Regions from separate parts of the Homo sapiens genome. Here region 2 is linked to region 1. Evidence: read pairs that join two places in POLR2A ChIA-PET (ENCODE). Cell type or tissue: CD4-positive, alpha-beta T cell. All regions are shown on one strand.

What was found. ChIA-PET counts read pairs that join two places held together with the same protein. Peaks named below come from ENCODE experiments on the same cell type or tissue, not always from the same donor. Only the 100,000 strongest peaks of a DNase experiment are listed, where the experiment ranks them.
Region 2: POLR2A ChIA-PET joins it to region 1 with 5 read pairs; 5 of 35 experiments call an interaction of 5 or more read pairs at or near these places.

What each region holds. Positions count from the first base shown.
Region 1 is chr9:121,118,596-121,126,595 of GRCh38, reverse strand. CNTRL (centriolin) reads right to left here. Exons shown (of 44, transcript NM_007018.6): 13 at 2,512-2,665; 14 at 660-880. Among named protein-coding and RNA genes, the nearest start is that of CNTRL, 48 kb to the right of the region's middle. RefSeq lists enhancers at 4,526-4,725, 4,756-4,805, 4,680-5,181. In CD4-positive, alpha-beta T cell, no CTCF peak of the experiment used is centred here; a DNase peak (open chromatin) is centred at 4,835; H3K4me3 peaks cover 2,597 bases; H3K27ac peaks cover 3,051 bases.
Region 2 is chr9:120,779,544-120,787,543 of GRCh38, reverse strand. All of the region lies in intron 3 of FBXW2 (F-box and WD repeat domain containing 2), which reads left to right. Among named protein-coding and RNA genes, the nearest start is that of FBXW2, 9.9 kb to the left of the region's middle. In CD4-positive, alpha-beta T cell, no CTCF peak of the experiment used is centred here; a DNase peak (open chromatin) is centred at 3,613.

The DNA.
Region 1 (8,000 bases):
ATTTCTTAAGCTGGGTTGTCAGTACATGATGTTAAATATTATTTGTGATTTTTTAAATATGCCTGAGATATTTCATAATATTAAAATATATTAATTCAATTTCTGGAGCCAGCTCTACTGAACAAGAAGTTTGGAAATCTCTAGTTCTCATGTATGATAACATTTTCCAAACAACTAAAATAGAGCAAGGGAAATCTCCAAACGAATGTGCAACAAATCAGGTTCATAAGGATATAATTTAAAACAATATGTCTGTTTTGTTAGCTATAAAATAATGTTAAAATTATCCAGTAACAACAAGACTAAGAAAAACCATTCTGTGCTCAATTTTTCAGCACAAATAAAATATGAGCATTTAATACAATATTTGTAATAGCTACCATTTCATATTCTTTAGAGTTATTTGGCAACAATACCTTTCAGGGATAGAAATGCAGCTTAAATAATCTTCCTTTTCTGAGCAAAGAAAAAATAATAATTCCAAATGTATCACAGCTAAAGAAGAAAAAAAAAAGCCCAACTGTTAAAAGAAAAAAATCACCATATAGCCACTAATACTTTTTCCCACTTAAAAATGTACTGTTACCTCCTCCAACTAACTTAATTTGGACATTATCTACTTATGAAGCTACGGAAAATAGGCAGGAAAAAAATCATACCTTCCTCATATTTTCTGCATCCATGGCAACTATTTCCAGCTGGTCTCTCTCCTGCTCGACTTCTGTCAATCTCTGCAACAATGTCTCTTTCTCATCCCGCAGCTTCCTGCACTCATTCTGGGCCTGAGTTGCCTGGCCTTTAATGGTCCCCAGGTATTCTTGCAACCCACTGATAACACCTTCTAAATCCTTCTTCAGGGCTTCATTTGCTGCTATCTGGCCTAAGCAAGATGCAAAAAGGGTAATAATATATCTTTTTAAAGTACTGCATTGTCTGCTCAGCATTTTGTTATAAGCCAAGAGTGAAATTCTAAGCTTTCAATTCTTTCCTATCATTTTTCTTTTTCAAAACATAATGTTAAATTTTCTTCCTATTATAGATAGCAAAGGAGTATTAAGCAGGTATAAAATAAAAATAGTACATTTAGGGGGCAATGCTTATAAAATGCCTGATTCATGCTGTAAAAAGTTTAATTTCGGCCGGGTGTGGTGGTTCAAGCCTGTAATCCCAGCACTTTGGGAGGCCAAGGCAGGCGGATCATGAGGTCAGGAGATCGAGACCATCCTGGCTAACACAGTGAAACCCCGTCTCTATTAAAAATACAAAAAATTAGCCGGGCATGTGCCTGTAGTCCCTGCTACTCACGAGGCTGAGGCAGGAGGATCACTTGAACCCAGGAGGCAGAGGTTGCAGTGAGCCAAGATCACGCCACTGCACTCCAGCCTGGGTGACAGAGCGAGGCTCCGTCTCAAAAAAAAAAAAAAAGTTTAATTTACAAATAAAATAAAAAATATGTACCAAAACTGTGAGTTCTTGCTGCTAAATACAAAGAACAAGACCACCTAGTATATAAGATGAATCCAAGACTGGCAACATAAATGTGTAACCTAAACACTTAGAACACAAACACACACATCCCATGTACAGTACTGGATACGCACTATGTGCCAGGAACTTTATGAACACTATCTCTCTCTTTTTTTTTTTTTTTCAGACAAAGTTTCACTCTGTCACCTAGGCTGGAGTGCAGTGGCACAATCACGGTTCACTGTAGCCTCAACCTCCCTGAGCTCAGGTGATCCTCCACCCTCAGTCTCCCAAGCAGATGGTGCCACAAGCACACATACCACTACGCCTGGCTAATTTTTTTTTTTTTTTTTTGTAGAGACGGGGTTTCGCCATGTTGCCCATGCTGATCTCGAACTCCTGGGCTCAAATGATATGCCCGCCTCAGCCTCCCAAAGTGCTAGGATTACAGGCGTGAGCCACCACTCCTGGCCTATGAATACTAGCTCATTTAATTCTCCCAACAACTAATGATTGAGATAAAAACAACTTGTCCAAGGCGACACAGCTGACAGTAGCAAAACAGAGAGCAGGATCTTTTTACACTGAGCCCTATGTGTAAAAACCACTATGGCCTATTGTCTTCCTTTTCCACTATTATGGATATGTCGCAGTTTAAATCAGCATTGCAAAACTAGATCCTAAAACTCTTTCTTCTTATAACCAGACACTGAATTCCCTGATGCCAATGGGTGCTTTGCTCCTGAATGGATTTTATGTCATAGACAATCACATGCCAGAGCTTATCATGATCACGTATTGACTTCTGGCCTACTGACTGGAATGACCTGACTCACTAGGCATCAATGCCACAAAACAAAACAAAAACAAAACTCTTAAAATTGCATTAACTACTTTTGGGTATCCTGTAAATATTTCCCTATCAAATACTAGTACTAATAGGTGAACTGTATTTAGCTACTATCTGGATTAATGCTTGTCTTTATAATGTTTCTTTTACCAGCAATAACACTGATTTACCTTAAATCATACTGAAAGTCTTACCTTCAGTAAGCTGTTCTTCAAGGTCCTTAATCTCTTCCGTTTCCTTAGCAATTCTAGAAAGTATCTCATCCAAACGACTTTCAAGTTGTTGGTACTGCTTGTTCATAATGTCAAGCTGTTGTTCTTTACCGCTCTTTTGAGCCTTCATATGGGACTGAATTAAAAAAAAAAATCAACAAAACTCCAAGTTCCTTAAACTCCTTTAAAAGTAATAACCCTTAACAACATTTTTAAAGGAAGAATAGAAAATAAATATAATAATTTGCATCTATTTGTGTCAGGCCCTATATTGTTTTCACATGGGTAGTTTTCATTTAAATTTCAGGATAACTTGATACGGAAATCATTTCCACTTTACAGGTGAGAAAACTGAGGATCAAAGAGGTTAAGTGGTTTTTCCAAGGGCACAGCTAGGTAGGTCAGTGTTATTTGCGTTGCATTAAATTGTCTCTCTCTCTCTTTTTTATTTATTTATTTATTTATTTTGAGATGGAGTCTGACTCCATCACCCAGGCTAGAGTGCAGAGGCACGATCTCAGCTCACTGCAACCTCCGCCTCCTGGGTTCAAGCAATTCTCCTGCCTCAGCCTCCCAAGTACCTGGGACTACAGGTGCGGGCCACCACACCCAGGTTGTTGTTTGTTTTTACTTTTTGTTGTTTTTTTTAGTACAGACGGGAGTTTCACCATGTTGGCCAGGCTGATCTGGAACTCCTGACCTCAAGTGATCTGCCGGCCTTGGCCTCCCAAATCGCTGGGATTACAGGCATGAGCCACCGTGCCCAGCCTAAAATGTGTCTTTTAAAAAAGGTTTCCAAAATTAGTTGGTTATGGCATATATCTATAGAAAAAGACTTAAAAACTATATCCCAAAATGCTAACAAGAATTATACCTGGGTGGAAGGATTACATGGGGATTTTTTCCTTTTGTAATGAGTATTTTTATATTTAAAAAACTTTTATAGTAGATAAGTAATGCCTTTTTAATAAAAAAATTAAATCTACTTTTTAAAAAAGGTTTCTTAGAAGAAAATAGAGGTATGAAATAGATAAAATACTTGAAATTCAAATTCACTTTCAATCTCTTACACAAACAAACATTTGGCTTTTCAATAAACTGAGAGCTGACAGGGACCTCAAAGACCACTTAGCCCGGTGAGTCTCAAAATGGAGGGCCCTAAGGAGGTATACCCCTCTACAACTACACTTAACCCATGGTGGAAAACAGAGCTTTCACACACCCACACACCCTCCCGCACCCTGAAGTCATGGCATCAGGGAACTACTGTTAACTGAAAAGAATGGATTGTATTTCTCAGGTGTGCTAGGGAAAGCAAATCGAGAGCCAATGATCTAGTCTAACCCTTCCTTTTAAACATGAGAAAACTGAATTTCAGATCCATCAAATGACTTGCATGTCTCCTGAGGCAACTGTTCATATGGAGACAAAATAATTCCCCAGAGAACCTTTGCCCTCCCACTCACACCTTCATGACTCTTAAGTTGGTACCCACAGGATCAGAGGAATACAACAATAAATGAAGAGAAAGTTATCGAAAGAGGGAACTGTATCAGTCAGAAAAATGAACACCAATGATCTCAAGTCTAAGACCCATGTGATTATAAAAGAATATTACTCAATTTTATGTATTTGCTTACCCCAAATACAAGAAAGAAACGTCTCTTCATTTCTGATGAACAAAAGAGTGGCAGCTTAACTGGAAGGTTTTTAATTTACTACTGGTAAAGCTTTATGGTATTTTGCAAACTCTTTTCCCTACACTCCCAAAATACCCATTTGAAATCTTTCTGAAAAGTTAACTACATATAACAGCTTACATTCTAAGTAAATTTCGGGTTTTTATGGCTCAAGAAATAATTTCTTAAAAGACTGCACTCATATCAATAAATCTTTAAAATTCACCATTAAAAATTCCACCAAAACCTTTATACGCAGGATAAAAATCTGGTTCAATATGCCAATGGTGTACATTAAATACATGGGAACAAAAGTAGATTCTGCGATTTACACCACGGTGGAGCTCACAAAAGAGTTATTGTAAAAACAGGAACTTACATCTCTGACTCCTCCTCCTTTTAAGTCCTTTGTACAGAGAGAGAAAAAATATCATACCTTAACTTAAAATTTATCCTGTTAAAACTGAGCCGTTGAGAACAGAGAAACTGTGGGCGGAACGCTTTCTAATGCTGTCTTCAAATTCATGTGCACTTCCCTCTCTGACAGCCACATTTTTGCAAGCGCCTCCGAGCCTCTGTAACTTCGCAGAGCCTCAAACCACATTCTTGGCCAAGAGTGAGCGGCGGCCCCGCCCATCCAATCACCAGCAGCCTCTGCGGGCAGGCCCCACCCTCCGCGAGTTAAATCATAACACAGGAAGCTCCCAGGGGCCAATCACGCCCAAACTTTGCAACAGATCACTACAGCTCGTTCCCTCTAGCGAACAGTTACCTTTTGCTTCCAATAGGACATTTCCCAATAGAGAAAAGCAATACAAATCTTCATTATGTTTGCTCCGGTGATAATTTGTGCTTCTATGAATAATTTTATAACTAAAATAGTCTGTGAATTTGAAACCTAGTTAAATGCTTATATTTGCTGAAAACCTGCCTAGGCTTAGTTCTGAGCTAATTTTAAAATAATCTCTTTAGACCTTTAATTGCTTTGTGAAGAGAGGGTCATTGTGGTAGCATAAGCAAGGGCTCCACCTCTTTCTAAAACAATAACTTAGGGGCAATTCACTTAATATTTCTATATCACATTTTCATCCTCTGCAAATTGAAAGAAAAATGGATAGATGTTAATAAAAGTTCCTCACCAGAACATGGAAAATACAGCACAATGTATGACACATTGTGGGCACTTAATATGTTGCTTTCTATAATATCTCATCAAAGTGAAGCTTTTACTTTTAAATTCTATTGGCTATTCAGAAAGATACTTCATCTGATTACATAAAAATTAATTAAATAAAAGTCTACCTATATCTATAGAAAAATATGCAGGCATCTCACTCTTGATTATTTCTCTTCTGCTTAAAGGCTCACATTTTGTAGCCTAAAATGGGATGCCAAACACTAGCCAATATGAAACTTTGTGAATCAGAAAAAGATGTTCCCGCTGGATAAACTTAAAAGAGATGTCCTCTGATGCTAGGACTAAGGCTGCAAACTTAAGAACTATTAGTAATTTTAATAAAATTAAAAAGGAAATTCAAATCTGGTTTGTATGTTTCATCCCCACTGCACAGGTTGATTTTAGCTAACTTCAAAACTTGGATGCCATTCCCATGTCTCATTTACCTCCTTTCCATGTATAATTCTCTACAGAAATCCAGTGGGAATTGAACTCTCTGTCCGCCAGAAATATAACAGTCATTTGTTGAAAGCAAACACATAATCCAGCTACTAATTAGACTCATAGATCACAGAACTGGAAGGGGAAGCAAAGGAGTTTTGGGTAGGATCTATAAGCTGCTTCCTTCCTCCCTTCCACAATGCAAGCATTCATAAACATAGGGCTGGTTGGTCCCTGGGGATACGGATACCAGTAGGATAGAGTTCATGTCTTCAGGGACCTTACATGGGTGGGAGATTGAACAAACATATGCAATAAAGTAAGATATTATTGACCACATTATACATTACTTAAAATACCCCATTTTTCCTCAAAATTATTTAAAATAATCAAGACTACTTTTGGTTTCAATATTAATACCTTGGTTTCAATTTTTAGGCTTTTGTTAGAAAAGACCTTATATCTGTCATAAGGTTATCCTTTATTGAAATTAGCTGGCCCACAAAAAAATATATATGATATGTACTAAAATGCTTAAAGGAACAGTTAAACAACTTGTCAAGTACTTAAAGCAATTACAATATCCTTACTATGTTAAATTCTATGATTTCTATTAATCCAGAGATCTTAAAGTTCTTTAAAAAAAAAACCCCTATTATTCAAGGTATACCAGGAGAATATGTAGAAGATATTTTTCCTTGTATTTTAGGAATATTAGCTAAAATATAAGCAATTAGTACAACTTCTTAGAGTAGAGACAGAGACAAGAGCCTGGCTGTATCCAGCCACCTGACCATATCTAGCCATATCTCAGGAAGAAACATTCCAGAGAATGTTTCCTTTTTTAAGGACAAAACAAAACAGTATGAAAAAACAAATACGTTCAGTGGAAAATTTGCAAAAAGGATTAAATAGAAGAGGTAGAAAAAGGACTCGCAACCCCCTTCAGCTTTTTCTGCTCTTAAGAAAGATGAAGGGCTGGGCATGGTGGCTCATGACTGTAATCCCAGCACTTTGGGAGGCCAAGGTAGGCAGATCAGGAGGTCAGGAGTTTGAGACCAGCCTGAGCAACATGGAGAAACCCCATCTCTACCAAAAATACAAAAATTAGCTGGGTGTGGTGGTGCGCGCCTGTAATCCCAGCTACTCAGGAGGCTGAGGCAGGAGAATCGCTTCGGCAGGGCATGGTGGCTCACGCCTGTAATCCCAGCACTTTGGGAGGTTGAGGTGGGTGGATCACAAGGTCAGGAGATCAAGACCATCCTCGCCAACATGGTGAGACCTTGTCTCTACTAAAAATACAAAAATCAGCCAGGCGTGGTGGTGGGTGCCTGTAGTCCCAGCTACTCGGGAGGCTGAGGCAGGAGAATCGCTTGAACCTGGGAGGCGGAGGTTGCAGTGAGCGGAGATTGCGCCACTGCACTCCAGCCTGGCGACAGAGCAAAAAAAAAAAAAAGAGAGAGAGAGAGAGAAAGAAAGATGAAAAAAAGGCAAGGAGAGAGAAAGGTAAGGAGCAAATCTCCCTTGCTCTGCAATACAATGAAATTCAACCACTTAAAAAAAAATAAATATACCATGCGGCCATCATTTACTGAAAGCTACCTTCTTCAAGCCCTAGGTTGTTTTGTTTTAGACATACACATTCCATATATGTGTGTGTATACACACACACACACACACACACACACATATATTTATGTATAATACACATATATATACACATACATACATTATATATACACACATATATGTACAGTTTTCCTTCAGTATCCATGGGGGATTCATCCCAGGATTCCCTGCAGATACCAAGATCCACTGATGCTCAAGTCCCTTCTATAAAATAGCATAATATTTGTATTTAACCTATGGACATCCTCTTATATATTAAAATCATCTCTAGATTACTTATAATACCTAATACAGTATAAATGCTATGTGAATAGTTGTTATACTGTCTTGTTTAGGGAATAATGACAAATGAAAAAAAGTCTGTACATGTTCAGTACAGACACAACCATCCTTTTTTTTCCTAATATATGTGATCTGCAGTTGGTTAAATCCACAGATGCAGAACCCATGGATATGGAGGGCTGACTGTATGTATATATCACTTAAATTTGTACATCAAACTAAAACAGACTTTCAGAAAGGACTCTGGACTCTGATGCTAACAA
Region 2 (8,000 bases), 340 kb after region 1:
TTTAAACATTATGTGAATTACAAAGCTATAGATTACTTTTTCTTTGTGTTTCCTCCATGTGTAGTCCTCTGTTGCTAAATTCTGTTTCTTTTTCTGTTGGCACTGATATTTGAGGAAAAAAACAGTGGAAAAATTGGTATCTAATCCTAGCAAGTAGTTAGATCATTATGGCCAAATTACTTAACCTCTCTGTATCTTTAAAATATGGGAAAGGAGGTCGGGCGCAGTGGCTCATGCCTGTAATTCTAGCACTTTGGGAAGCCGAGGCGGGTGGATTGCCTGAGCTCAGGAGTTCGAGACCAGACTGGTCAACATGGTGAAATCCCGTCTCTACTGAAATACGAAAAAGTAGCCGGGCGTGGCGGCATGCGCCTATAATCCCAGCTACTCGGGAGGCTGAAACAGGAGAATCGCTTGAACCCGGGAGGCGGAGGTTCCAGTGAGCTGAGATGGTGCCACTGCACTCCAGCCTGGGTGACAGAGTGAGACTCCATCTCAAAATAAATATATATGTATATATGAAAGGAGATATTTCTTCCTTGCTCTGAAATCCTGTGATTCTAAGTAGAAGAAGTAGAAGTTGGAGTTTGGGCCTGGGAACAGAGAGAGCTGGATATTTTTTAACTAGGCAATTAAGTAATTTTATGAAACAATATAATTATTAAAAATTTAAAATTATATGTTATTTTCCATTTGTAATGGACGTGTGTTTCTGTATATGATTATAACTAATGCCCATGTGTTAGATAATACATTTTGACAGGCAATGTAAATAATTCTTAGGCAGCATTTAGAATAACTCCAGGCAGTTCTTGCTAATAATCCCAATGCCTGTTTCCTTACATTGTATATAATATATAGAAATACTTGGTGTTCTTTTTCATCCAAGATAACTTCCAATAAACATTTGTGTATTACGGTATAAACTGTTCCTTTTTGTAAATATATCAATAGTCATTATTTAGCCATTTCCATATTAATGCATATATTAGTCCATTCTCAGACTGCTAAAAAAACTGCCTAAGACCGGGTAATTTATGAAGAAAAGAGGTTTAATTGACTCCTAGTTCCACATGGCTGGGGAGGCCTCAGGAAACTTACAATCATGTCAGAAGGCAATATGATCATGGCGGAAGGCGAAGGGGAAGCAAGCACCTTGTTCACAAGGCAGCAGGAGAGAGAGAGTGTGAGTGAAGCAGGAAGAGGCCCTTATAAAACCATCAGGTCTGGAGAGAACTCACTCACTATCATGAGAACAGCATGGGGGGCCACCCCCATGATCCAGTCACCTCCCACCAAGTCTGTCCCTCAATACCTGGGGATTACAGTTCAGGATGAGGTTTGGGTGAGGACACAAAGCTTAACCATATCAATGCATATTCAGATTGTTTCTGTTTTTATTAGTGTCTTTGTATTACCTCTTTTTCCCTTGAATTCATTTGGGATAGAAGTCTAAAAGTAGAATCACCAGATACAGAAGTATGAATTATTTTATAGCTCTTTTTTTTTTTTTTTTTTTTTTTTTGAGATGGAGTCTCACTCTGTCACCCAGGTTGGAGTGCAGTGGTGCAATCTCGGCTCACTGCAACCTCTGCCTCCAGGGTTCGAGTCTCCTGCCTCAGCCTCCCGAGTAGCTGGGATTACAGGTGTGCGCCACCACACCCGGCTAATTTTTTTTGTATTTTTAGTAGAGGCGGAGTTTCACCTTGTTGCCCAGGCTGGTCTCAAACTCCTGACCTCAGGTGATCCACCCTCCAAAGTGTTGGGATTACAGGCGTGAGCCACCGTGCCCGGCCCAATTTTATAGCTCTTCTTAGTGCCCTTTCCAGATAGATTGAATTGATGCCATACCAATATAGTGTTAAGTAACTTGCTTCTCCCTCAGGAGTCTCACCAGACTCAATTTAAATATTTTTAATGTTGAGATGTATCATTTCTCAAGACCGTTTTACAATGCATTTCTTTATTCATTAAGGGTATGTATTATGTGGTGATATTTTCTCTGAAATGCTAGACACTCTGCTGGTTTTGGAAAATAAACATTTGATTTAAAGCATTTCATGGTTTGGTTTGTCATCCTGAAGTTATTTCACACTTTATTTTCCTTGTGTTACAAGCCTGATTACTAGAACAACATCACCAGTTCTTCTAGGCTTTGATGTACTTTCTCTGTTGTGGTGATGGCTTTTCCATGTCTCTTTTGCCTCATGATTTTAAAAGATTAAGATGCAGTTGACCAAATGAGGGGGCTCATGCCTGTAGTCCCAACACTTTGGGAGGCCAAGGCAGGCAGATTATGTGAGCCCAGGAGTTTTGAGACCAGCCTGGGCAACATAGCAAAATCCCATCTCTACAAAAAAATAAAAAAACAGCTGGGTGTGCTGGCTCACACCTGTGGTCCCAACTACTTGGGAGACTGAGGTGAGAGGATCGCTTGAGCCCAGGAGGTGGAGGTTGCAGTGAGCTAAGATTGTGCCACTGCACTCCAGCCTGGGCAACACAGCAAAACCCTGTCTCAAAAAAAAAAAAAATATTAAGATGCAGTATCATCTTGGAGCTTGGAGCTCCTACTGGCAGTTGACCATTTTTTCACAACCACCTGTAGCATTTTTTTTTTTTTTTTTGAAACAGGAGCTCCTCTGTCACCCGGGCTAGAGTGCAGTGGCGCAGTCTCGGCTCACTGCAACCTCCTCCTCCTGGGTTCAAGCGATTCTCTCGCCTCAGCTTCCTCAGTAGCTGGCATTACAGGCACGCGCCACCACAGCCCGGCTAATTTTTGTATTTTTAGTAGAGAAGGGGTTTCACCATGTTGGTCAGGCTGGTCTCAAACTCCTGATCTCAGATGATCTGCCTGCCTCGGCCTCCCAAAGTGCTGGGATTACAGGTGTGAGGCACTGCACCCAGCCGCATTTTTTTTTTTTCTTTTTTGGAGACAACCTCTCACTGGGTAGCTCCATCCTGGAGTGCAATGATGTGATCTTGGCTTTCTTCAACCTCCACCTCCTGGGCTCAGGTGATCCTCCCATGTCAGCCTCCCGGGTTTAGCTGGGACTACAAGCGAGCAACCCTATGCCTGGATCCTTTTTGTATTTTTTGTAGAGACAGGATTTCACCATGTTGCCCAGGCTGGTCTCGAACTCCTGGGCTCAAGCACTCCGCCCGTCTCAGCCTCCCAAAATGCTAGGATTACTGGTGTGAGCCACTATGCCTAGGTCCTCTTGCTTTAAAAAGTTTTTTTCTTCTCTCATCAAACCTTATTTTTGAAATGTAGTAAAAACTGCAGTTACTTGGAGTGGAAGTAAATGGGAAATATTCACTGAATTCTCTAACTACCTGGAAAGTTAATATCTACAATTCTACATTTTAAGATTATTCTCTTGGTGGGTCTGTATGTTAATGTGATTTTTATTCTGATTAAATTCATCAGGTTTGCATATTTAAAATTACGCTGTGCAGTGGTTGAAAATGATCCAAAGTATTAGTTTAATTTTTCTAACAGCAGCATCCCTGGAACTGTGAAGAGAGGTATTTGTGACAGAATTGTACATGTGTTTGTGTCATCTTGTTACTTAAGAGATTGAATTCTCATTGTGGTGGAATTGGGAAACCCTGAATTTGGCAATAAACTTAGTGACTCTCACATTAGTGCCTTGAGTAAGCAATAGACAGTTTTATTGAAGAGATTAATGGCTAATGACATTGAGGTAGTTATCTTTCTCTTTCGCAATTTATTTCTGAAATGGTAAGAAAGGAATCTATTATGCTTTGTGCTGTTCAGTAGATATTTACTTATGGGATGCCTACTGTTTGAAAAACAATGTGAGGGCATACACGGATGAATTAGAGCAGTTTTTTCTTGTGGAACATACACACTGGGACCAGGAAGATGACCTGACTGAGGTAAAAGTCTCTGTGTGGACTATAGCAAATCAAGAACACTTGCCTTTCTAAAGAGTGCAGCTGGTGCTCCATTGTAATAAATTATTGCCATGTGGGTGGGATTCAGGGTCAGAGTTGTTAGATCTGACTTCAAGAGAAGCCTGAAATCTAGAGTTCTGTGCAATAGTCTGATTTTTTTTAAAGTATTATTAAGATTTTTAAGATACTGAATGGGGAGGGATTTTTTTCTTTCGTGCAGTGTGAGAGTCCACATTTCTTTAGTCCTCTTTCACCTCTATGCTGCATCACTGGTGACCTCTTTGAAAACATGTTGGGTTAGCCAGTGCAGCAAATGGGAGTCCAGAGGGGAGGCTGACATAAAGCCAGAAAGGAGCAGAGAACAGTGATTCCTAAAGGATTCTCAGGAGTAGACTTGCATCACTATAAATGGAACTCGACTCAACCTGATTATTATTATTTTTTTTTAGGGTGTAAAACTGGCACAATGTTTTCCTATAAAAACTAGTTTAAATAATTAGTTTGGATAACCTTTTTTTTTGCAAATTGTGCGAAAACATACATAACATAAAATTTACCATTTTAATCATTTTAAAGCATACAGTTGAGTGCCATTAAGTACATTACGTTGTTGTGCAGTCATCACCACTATCCATTTCCAGAACTTTACATCTTCCCAAACTAAAATGGTATCAGTTAAACACTATACAGTGTTAACTGTATAAACAGTATATAATACACTATATAGTTAAACTGTATCCAATTTTTTTGTTTGTTTTTGGGGGGGTTTTCTTTTGAGATAAGGTCTCACTCTGTAGCCCAGGTTGGAGTGGTTGGAGTACAGTGACATGATCTTGGCTCACTGTAACTTCTACCTCCTGGACTCAAGCGATTCTTCCACTTTGGCCTCCCAAGTAGCTGGGACTACGTGTGTGTGCCACCATGCCCAGCTAATTTTTGTATTTTTTATGGAGATGGGGTCTCACCATGTTTCCCAGGATGATCTCTAACTCCTGGGCTTAAGCACTCTTCTTGCCTCAGCTTCCTGAAGTGTTGGGATTACAGGCATGAGCCACCATGTCCAGCCTAAACCCTGTCAGTTAAACATTGCCCATGCCCCTTCCCCCACAGCCTGTGGCAAAACAACCATTCTGCTTGCTTGCTTGTTTTATTTTTTTTTTTGAGACAGAGTCTCAATTTGGTGCCCAGGCTGGAGTGCAGTGGCTCAATTTTGGCTCACTGCAACCTCACCTCCCAGGTTCAAGCGATTATCCTGCCTCAGCCTCCCGAGTAGCTGGGATTACAGGCATGCGCCACCGTGTCTGGCTAATTTTTGTATTTTTAGTACAGACGGGGTTTCAACGTGTTGGCCAGGCTGGTCTCAAACTCCTGACCTCAGGTGAACCAGCCTCGGCCTCCCAAAGTTCTGGGATTACAGGCATGAGCCACCATGCCTGGCCCACCATTCTACTTTCTATGAATTTGACTACTCTAGGAACCTAATATAAGTGGAATCATACAGTATTTGTTCTTTTGTGGCTGGCTTAGTTCACTTAGCATGATGTCTTCAAGGTTCTTCCATATCATAACATCTCAGAATTTTATTCTTTTTTTTTTTTTTTTGAGACGGAGTTTTGCACTTGTTGCCCAGGCTGGAGTGCAGTGGCGCCATCTTGGCTCACCGCAACCTCCGCCTCCCGGGTTCAAGCAATTCTTCTGTCTTAGCCTCCCAAGTAGCTGGGATTACAGGCGTGCGCCACCACGCCTGGCTAATTTTTGTATTTTTATTAGAGATGGGATTTCTCCACGTTGGTAAGGCAGGTCTCAAACTCCTGACCTCAGGTGATCCTCCCGCCTCGGCCTCCCAAAGTGTTGGGATTACAGGTGTGAGCCACCACACCCGGCCAATTTTATTCCTTTTTAAGGCTGAATAACTCCATTCCATGTATGTATATATGTGTGTGTGTGTATGTGTGTGTGTGTGTGTGTGTGTGTGTGTGTGTGTGTGTGTATGTATATAAAATATATTCCATGTATGTGTCACATTTTGTTTGTCCTCTCCCCTGGTTTTTAACTGCCTTCTTGCCTCTAGTTTTCCCCCCTTCAAACCTTTTTCCATGATATAGCCATAGTGATCTTTCTGATATGCAAATAAGGTCATAGTTAAACAACCTCCTAACCCAGTTCTGCAGCCAAACCTTGCCACTATTTCGCAGTCAGACTGAACTGTTTTCATAATCAGTGTTCATGTTTTAGGCAGTGCTTTTGACAAGCATTGTAAATAACTCCTAGACGGTTTTTTGAATGATTCCAAATAGTTCTTTATGACTTGATCCCAGTTCCTTTTCAATAATTTTTGTGTTGCATATAGAGATATTTAATAGTTGCTTTAATAGGTATATACCAGGGATTGGCAAACTGTGGACTGTGGGCCAAATCCAGCAGAAGAGAGTAATTGCAACTCAATAGGTCAACGTCTAAAATACTTACTATCAGGCCCTTTACAGAAAAAGTTTTGGTATATACTATTCCTTTTGTTTTGTTTTGGCCTGGCTAACTTATTCATCCTTAGGTTTAAATTAGTTAAAACTTAAAGGTTTTTTTTTTTTTGCCATGATATTCTTTCTTGAAACAGTCCTATACCAAAGCCCAGCTTAAAAACAAAAGAGGAGTGTAGTTGAAGAACCAATCATGCCAGTTCCTAAGGCACGTGTTATAGAGCATGGTCATAAATTCAGTGGAGCCTCGTCTGAGATGTTTTCTCTTCTTGTCCTCTCCTTGTATTTGCTATGGGCTTTTGTAGTGCCTGCCAGCTACTATACTGAATTATTATTGCTTGTTTAGCCTTTTTGTCTTCCCAAGTAGACTGAGTGCCATGAGAACAAGAATCCTGCCTGACACAGAAGTTCTATAAATATATGTTGAATGAATGAATGAGACCCCAGTTGAACACTGGTAACCAAAACCAAGCTCATAAAGGACCTAAAATGATTTCCTTTCCTACTCTAGCTCCTTAGGAATACAGTCACAACATGCCTGAACTGAAGGCCTTAAAGACTATCTAGGCTTACGCTCTCCGGTACAGTAGCCACTAGCGCCATGTGGTTTTTGAGTACTTGAGCTGTGGCTAGTCCAAATGGAGGTGTGAAATACTGGGTTTCAAAGACATACAATGTAAAAGAATATAAAATATCTCAATATTTGTATTGATTACATGTTCAAATGACATTTTTGACATACTGAGTTAAACACATTTAATTATTTTAACACATTTTCTTTTTTTTTTTTTTTTGAAACAGAGTCTTCCTCTGTTGCCCAGGCTGGAGTGCAGTGGTGTGATCTTGGCTCACTACAACCTCCTCCCGGGTTCAAGTGATTCTCCTGCCTCAGCCTCCTGAGTAGCTGGGACTACAGGCGTACGCCATCATGCCTGGCTAATTTTTGTATTTTTTTTAGTGGAGACAGGGTTTCACCATGTTGGCTAACATTTCTTTTTTTTTTTTTTTTCTTTGAGGTGGAGGCCCTCTGTAGTCCAAGCTGGAATGCAGTGGCGTGATCTCAGCTCATTGCAACCTCTGCCTCCCCAGCTCAAGCGATTCTCATGCCTCAGCCTTCCGAGTAGCTGGGAATATAGGCGCGCCATCATGCCCGGCTGATTTTTTTTATTTTAGTAGAGACAGGGTTTCGCGATGGTCTTGAACTCCTGAGCTCAGGCAATATGCCTGCCTTGGCCTCCTAAAGTGCTGAGATTACAGGCATGAGCCACTGCGCCCGGCCCAACATTTCTTTTTTAATGTAACTATTAGGACATTTTAAATTATATCTGCAGTTTGCATTATATTTTCTGTTGGATAGCACCGTTCTAGACCATTGGCTCTCAAAATATTGCTGATGAGTTAGAATCACCTGGCAAACTTTTAAGATTATTGGACCCTGCCTCAGATGTTCCCCAAGTTAAACTCTCTGAAAATAGGGACCTGCCTGTGTGTTTTGATAAAGTTGTATCACATGGCCATTGAGAACCAACCAAGTCCTACCCCTCTTTTTATACAGAAGGAAACAGTCTAAATAGCAAAGTGACAATAAATACAGTCTTTATTTCA